Linked DNA regions of Homo sapiens: region 1 is linked to region 2. Evidence: chromatin loops called from intact Hi-C (ENCODE). Cell type or tissue: mammary epithelial cell. All regions are shown on one strand. Links, peaks and the distances in the headings refer to the core of each region. The heading gives the core; the rest is flanking DNA. Region 1 overlaps FURIN (furin, paired basic amino acid cleaving enzyme). Region 2 holds the start of LINC01585 (long intergenic non-protein coding RNA 1585).

What was found. A loop is a pair of places that touch in the nucleus more often than their neighbours do. Peaks named below come from ENCODE experiments on the same cell type or tissue, not always from the same donor. Only the 100,000 strongest peaks of a DNase experiment are listed, where the experiment ranks them.
Region 1: it touches region 2 in a loop (3-fold over the local background); 17 of 110 quality-filtered maps call a loop at or near these places.

Annotation. Positions count from the first base shown.
Region 1 is chr15:90,871,530-90,874,428 of GRCh38, forward strand. All of the region lies in intron 1 of FURIN (furin, paired basic amino acid cleaving enzyme), which reads left to right. Among named protein-coding and RNA genes, the nearest start is that of FURIN, 4.4 kb to the left of the region's middle. RefSeq lists silencers at 1-10, 51-690 and enhancers at 791-980, 1,241-1,290. In mammary epithelial cell, for the core only: no CTCF peak of the experiment used is centred there; a DNase peak (open chromatin) is centred at 1,532; H3K4me3 peaks cover 1,330 bases; H3K27ac peaks cover 2,160 bases.
Region 2 is chr15:90,659,288-90,662,186 of GRCh38, forward strand. The region is part of intron 2 of CRTC3-AS1 (CRTC3 antisense RNA 1); the gene reads right to left. LINC01585 (long intergenic non-protein coding RNA 1585) reads left to right here and starts at 947. Exons shown (of 3, transcript NR_120371.1): 1 at 947-1,537; 2 at 2,106-2,196. RefSeq lists enhancers at 1,103-1,631, 1,854-1,903, 2,044-2,093, 2,754-2,813. In mammary epithelial cell, for the core only: no CTCF peak of the experiment used is centred there; DNase peaks (open chromatin) are centred at 1,434 and 2,164; H3K4me3 peaks cover 220 bases; H3K27ac peaks cover 648 bases.

The sequences.
Region 1 (2,899 bases), core at 156-2,655, 210 kb after region 2:
CGGCATGGGCGGCCGAGGGGCGCCCGAGCCGCCGCGGCGGTCGCCTGGAAAAGTTTCCCCGCCAGGGCTCCCCAGGGTAAGTAGCGAGGGCGCGGGGCCCGGGGCCCGGGGAAGGCAAGCGCGTCTGGGAGCCGGGCCCGAGGGGAGCCGGCCGGGCCGGGCCGTGGAGCTCTGCCCCAGGAGCGGGCTCCGCGGCCCGGGTGCTCGGGCCGGGGAGGGTCGGGGCACTGGCGCCGGTGCAGCCCTGACCCGGGTCCCCCGGGGCCCGGCTGCCCGCCGGCTTTCCGGAACTGGCCCCGGGGCCGGCCCCGAGGGTGGAGCTGCCGGGAGCAGACAGGGCGCTCCGCAGCCCACCTGAGCGCGCCGGGCCCGTCTCGGCCCCCCGGCCGTGGCTGGTACTTTTCCGCGTGGGGCCAGGGCGAGCCCTCTGACCTCAGGAAGCGCCTGCGGGGCCCCTGCTGGGGGCGGGATGGGGAGAAAATTCCGCAGGCGCCGGGTGCTCCAGCCTCCCCGCCGCCACCGGGGCTGCCGCCGGCTCGCCCACTCCGCGGCCGAGGAGGGCCTGCGTTCCGCCCGGGGAGGGGAGGAGCGGCCGGGGGCGAGGCGGGGGCTCCTTCGCTTGGGCCTCGCCCCCGCCCGCACACCTGTGCGGCCAGGACTCGGGTGCGGGATCCGCGGGCGCCGGCGGCCGGCGCAGGTAGGTCCCTGGGCTGCCTTCTGCCGCGGCCTGGCCGAGGCCCCTGTGCCCCCGCTGTGTGGCTGGACCAAGGGGCGGCCTGCTTGCCAGACAGGTCTGACGGCAGTCACTTGTCTGGTCAGAACCCGCTTTCCCATCATCCTCTACCCCCTGGCCCCTGGGGTGCAGACCCTCATCCACCGGAGAGTGTTGGGATTCCTATTCTGACTTGGGAAGTGCGAGGAGAACCCGGGTGATATGGCCTGGTGAGGGCGGGTGCTGAGCAGGTGTGGACACAGCATAGGAGATTAGCCAAGCCTGACCTCTTCTCAAGCAGGGCAGCCCTCGTTTTACTATTTCCTATATTGGGCTTCTACGGAGCATTTGATTTTTAAAAAGGATTCTGTGGCTTTTTAAAAAGTTTGAAAGCCGCTGGTCCAGCAGTTTTTACCACCAAGGAAACTGAGGCCCAGGGAGAGGAAGTGACTTGTTAAGATCATCCAGCAAATAGTGGGCAGGGACTGGGAGCGATAAATTCACGGGAGCCTCCCAGGGCTGGTAACAGGACCCCGCGTGGTGTCTCTGCTAGAGGGAGAGACTGATTGGGTGTCCGAGTGGCCCTCCCGTGGCCTGCTCTGTGGCTGTGTCAGAGCCAGACCCCCAGTGTCTGGGAAACAGCAGTCGGTCCTGGGGTGAGGCGCAATTTGAGTGGCCCAGAGTGGCTCTCTGTGTCAGGAGGTTCTGGTGCTGGAGAAAAGGGCTTTGCCCAAGAACACAGCCAGGAAGAGCACCCACAGCTCTCTCTGGCCACAGCCTGGAACAGAGTCCCATGTGAAACAAGACCATGAGAAATACAGCAAGCCTCCAGGTTTGAGACAAACTGGGACTAGAGGGTGAGTCAGAGTCTGGGATGGGGGTGGGGAGAAACCCATTCATTCATTGTTTTCAGTTCTTACTCTTTTCGGGGATCCTCCCTTGTCCCACATGCTGTGGCAGAGCCGTCTGTGGGGGTCTCATTTTCTGGAAGCCATCCCCACCCCTCACCATGGCTGGGGTTGTTGGATAGAGGGAGGCTGGCCCTCTTTCTTTGGGGGGACTGTTCAGTTGCGCCTGACGCCTGCTTTCTTTCCGAGTGCTGCAAGGTAATTAAATAGTTGGTTAATCACTTTTAACGCCAAACAGCTGCGGCTCCATCTACAGTGTGCTGGAATCTGGGCTAGACCCAGATGAACCCAGCCTCGATTTGGGGGCTCCAGCAGGACTCACAGCACGGTGGTTGGTGGTGGTGGGGGCAGGGGGGTGGTTGCATGACATCTGGACCCAAGAGGCAGCTGTTGTGGCAGCAAGAGAGAGGAGAGAGATGAGGCCCCGTTCCTATATGGCTCTGCTCCCAGGGTCCCACATCCTCTGTTAAATGAGGGACTTGGGGTGGGGGGGGCGGTCCTTCCATCCCCTAGGGCTGGGGCGCCTAGCTGCCCAGCCATTGATCAGGCCAGCTTTCTGGAACCAACCACCCAAAGCACCATGGGGCTGTGGTTCCGAGGCCTGCCCTGGAAGTCCTGTGGAGTCTGCCCGCAGGGATGTGCAGGAGCTGTATTGTAGATGTCTCCTGCCATCAGCTGTCAGGTTATTTTGGTCCAAACTGAAAATACTCCAGGAATTGTGTGTGGAGTACCCCCAGCCTGCAGGGTGGGACTGCAGCAGTCAGGGAGGCCGGTTGTGTCTAAGGGCAGCTTCTGGAGAAGCAAGGAGTTTTCTGTGGTGAGCCTGCCTCTCTAGCTCCCCAGGGCCTACGTGAGCTGGGGTGCCTTCCTTTTGGTATCCGGCAGAGTGGCCTTGGCTATGGAAGTGCTAAGGGCATCCAGGGCCCTGCTGCTGCTCAGGGAGCTTGGCACTGATATGGGATACCCCCAGCAGCACTGCTGGGACCTCCCCTAGCTTCCCCCCCTTCCTCCAGGGCCTTGGCTTCTGGCTAGTCAGGGGCACTATGTGGGGACAGTTATGTGGCCCCGGGCAGAGAGAGGTCCCGCCGTCTGTTTGCTGAAGGAGGAAAAACAACACTCGGACTATTGATTCAGTCTCACCTTGGCGCTCCTGGCTCAGCAGCCAGTGTTTGCCCTGGCTGCCTGGGCTCGGATTACGCAAGGCTGGTGGGCGTGGAGCAAGCAAGGGGGCAGCTGGGGGCCTCCAGGCCCAGGCAGGGCAGGGCTTGGCGGCCCCAGC
Region 2 (2,899 bases), core at 105-2,604:
CTTGAAGATTGGGCACAGCATACAACTTAAGACACCACCCGTTGGCTGCTCCTGCATGAGGCTAAGTGACACTGAGAAGCAGATGACTGGAGTCCTTTCTGTCAGGATGACAGCAGATCCCAGAGGCAGCAGCAGAAAGAACCAGTGCAGGTAAATGGCCTTTGAGCCTGGTTCTCTGATTTCGCTAAGATTTTATGAGGCACCTCCTATCCTTTAATAGGTTCCTCTGTAGCTTAAAAGCAGCTAAAGAGCAGTCTGTTGCTTGTAATTAAGGACTCCTACCAGTACACGAAGGGAGAAAAGCAATAATCAAATAAATTACTTTCAGATAGAGATCAGTGCTAGGAGGAGGTCAGCACAAGGTGATGTAAGACAGAGTGACAGGTGGGGTGAGGGCTACACTTGATAAGGGGTCAGTGAAGCCTCTCTGAGGAGGTGACGTTAGGCTGAGACCCAAACAATGAGAAGGAACTAGCCATAGAAAGATCTGGGCGAGGAGACTTCTAGACACGGGGAGCAGAAAATGTAAAGGATGAGCTTCAGATGTTGATGGATGTAGGGAGGGTTGATGTGTTTGGAGTTTAGTGCAGGTGAATAAAGAGGAACATAATGAGATTGGAAAGTAGGTAGGAGTCAGTTCATGCCAGGCCTTGCAGATCATGGTAAGACATTTGGATTTTATTCTGAGGTTAGTGGGAAGCCATTAGAGAGTTTTAAACAGGACATAATATAGTACCTGGGGTAGCCAGCCTCCAAAACATCCTCCAGTGATCCTTGCATCCTTGTATTTACACTCTTGTGTAGCCCCTCTCACATTGACTAGGGCTGACCCAATAGGATGCTGCAATGTGACGGTATATAACTTTCAAGGATAGGTCATAAAAGACATTGTGACTCTGCCTTGGTCTCTCAAATGTCTCCCTCTGGGGAAGCCAGCCACCATGTTGTGAAGATACTCAAGCAGCCCTATGGAGAGGCCCACACACTGGGGAGGCACTGCGGCTTTCTGCCGACAGCCTTGTGAATGAGACACCTTGAAAGAGGATCCTCCAGCCCCAGCCAAGCTTTCAAATGGTTCCAACTCTGACATGCTGACAACTTCATGAGAGGCCCTGAGCCAGAACCACCCAAACTCCTGACCCATTAGTGTGTTATGTAACAAATGTTTGTTGTTTCATGCCACTAAGTTTTGGGGCAATTTGCTACCTCTAGCCATTGTTCCCAGCTGGTGTGTAGTCTGACTGGCAGGTGCCCATGCTTTATTAGTGGTTTGATATTTTGACTATCGGCCCTGAGTAGGAGGAATGACACAGAGAGGAGATAGAGTTGTGAGTGAGAGGAGGCCAAATCGTGGTGTCAGAGCGAGAAGCAGCACCCTGGGGAGGGCTGAGTCACTTGTGCTGTCTGGAGGAAGGCGGAGCAAAGATCTGCAGCCCAGCTGACTGTGGTCTCAGCTTTTCTAGCCTCCAGGCTTTCTCCCGGGTTCCTAAGTCTGTATGTGCTCACTGGAAATGCCCCATGACTTGGGGTGACATGGGTGAGTTTTCTTCCTCCTTCCTCCCAGAGCCACGCCAGACCTGATGCTGGAGGGCTGGGCTCTTGTCCTAGTTCCCCGTCCTGGGCTGGGCCCAGGGCACCGGCCAGTGGGAGAAACTGCCTTCTCCGCCTCCTACATGCACTGGTGGTCACACCTCGCCCCACATCAGCCTCTCCAGCCAGGTAGGGTGGGAACCACAGGAAACGAGCCCCCTTCTTCTCTTCCCACCAGGAGTGGCCGGGGGGTGTGGATTCAGGATCCTGAGCTCTGCTCTGCCTCCGTTGTTCTGGCCGTGCCTGAGAGTTGGTTTGGGTTGATTTCAAGGGCACTTTAATGAGATTTAGCAATAGGAGGTGGTAGAATTTCCACTCCCTCTAATAACTTCCCAAAAGCCAGACACATAGCATTTTTTTTCCTTTTTGTCATTACCCTTTTTGGCTTTAATTACAAAACATATGAAATAGAAAACATTCACAAACAATACAAAACTATAAAAAGTGAGTACCCCTTTCTCTTCCCACTCTCTGATTATTTAGATACCCTCCAGTTAAAACTCTCTCACAAACAGGTCTGAAAGGAGCATGCAAGCAGCCCCCCCACATTGCAGTTTTGCTTTCTGTGGTTTCAGTTACCTGCGGTCAACCACCATCTAAAAATAGGTGAGTGCAGTACAATAAGGCATTTTGAGAGAGACAGAGAGAGAGAGAGAGAGAGAGAAACCACATTCACATCAGTTTTATCACAGTATATTGTTAGAATTGTTCTATATTATTATCAGTTATTATTATTATTTTTGAGATGGAGTCTCACTCTGTCGCCCAGGCTGGAGTGCAGTGGTGCAATCTTGGCTCACTGCAACCTCCGCCTCTTGGGTTCAAGCAATTCTTCTGCCTCAGCCTCCCAAGTACTGGGATCACAGGCACCCACCACTGTGCCTGGCTAATTTTTGCATTTTTAGTAGAGACAGGATTTCACCATGTTGGCCAGGCTGGTCTCAAACTCCTGACCTCAGATGATCTGCCTGTCTCAGCCTCCCAAAGTGCTGGAATTACAGGCGTGAGCCACTGCGCCCAGCCTTAGTTATTATTGTTAATCTCCTGCTACACTAACTCCATGGCCTGAACAGTCCACCCCTTTGGCTGCTTAACATCGTCATCTGCCTTCTTCCATCCTTGCACTCACAAACAACAGAACCCAACAGCAAGTGGAGAGATGTTTTTCAAAAAGGAAATAGTTGTGAAAAGAGTTCATGGCTTTGCTCCAAAACTTCAGGGCTTTCTGGCATTCTCTTTTCATCTTGCTCATATATTTATTCATTGCCTGCCTAGGGCATCTGCTGGGTAAGCTATGAGAGTGGGGATC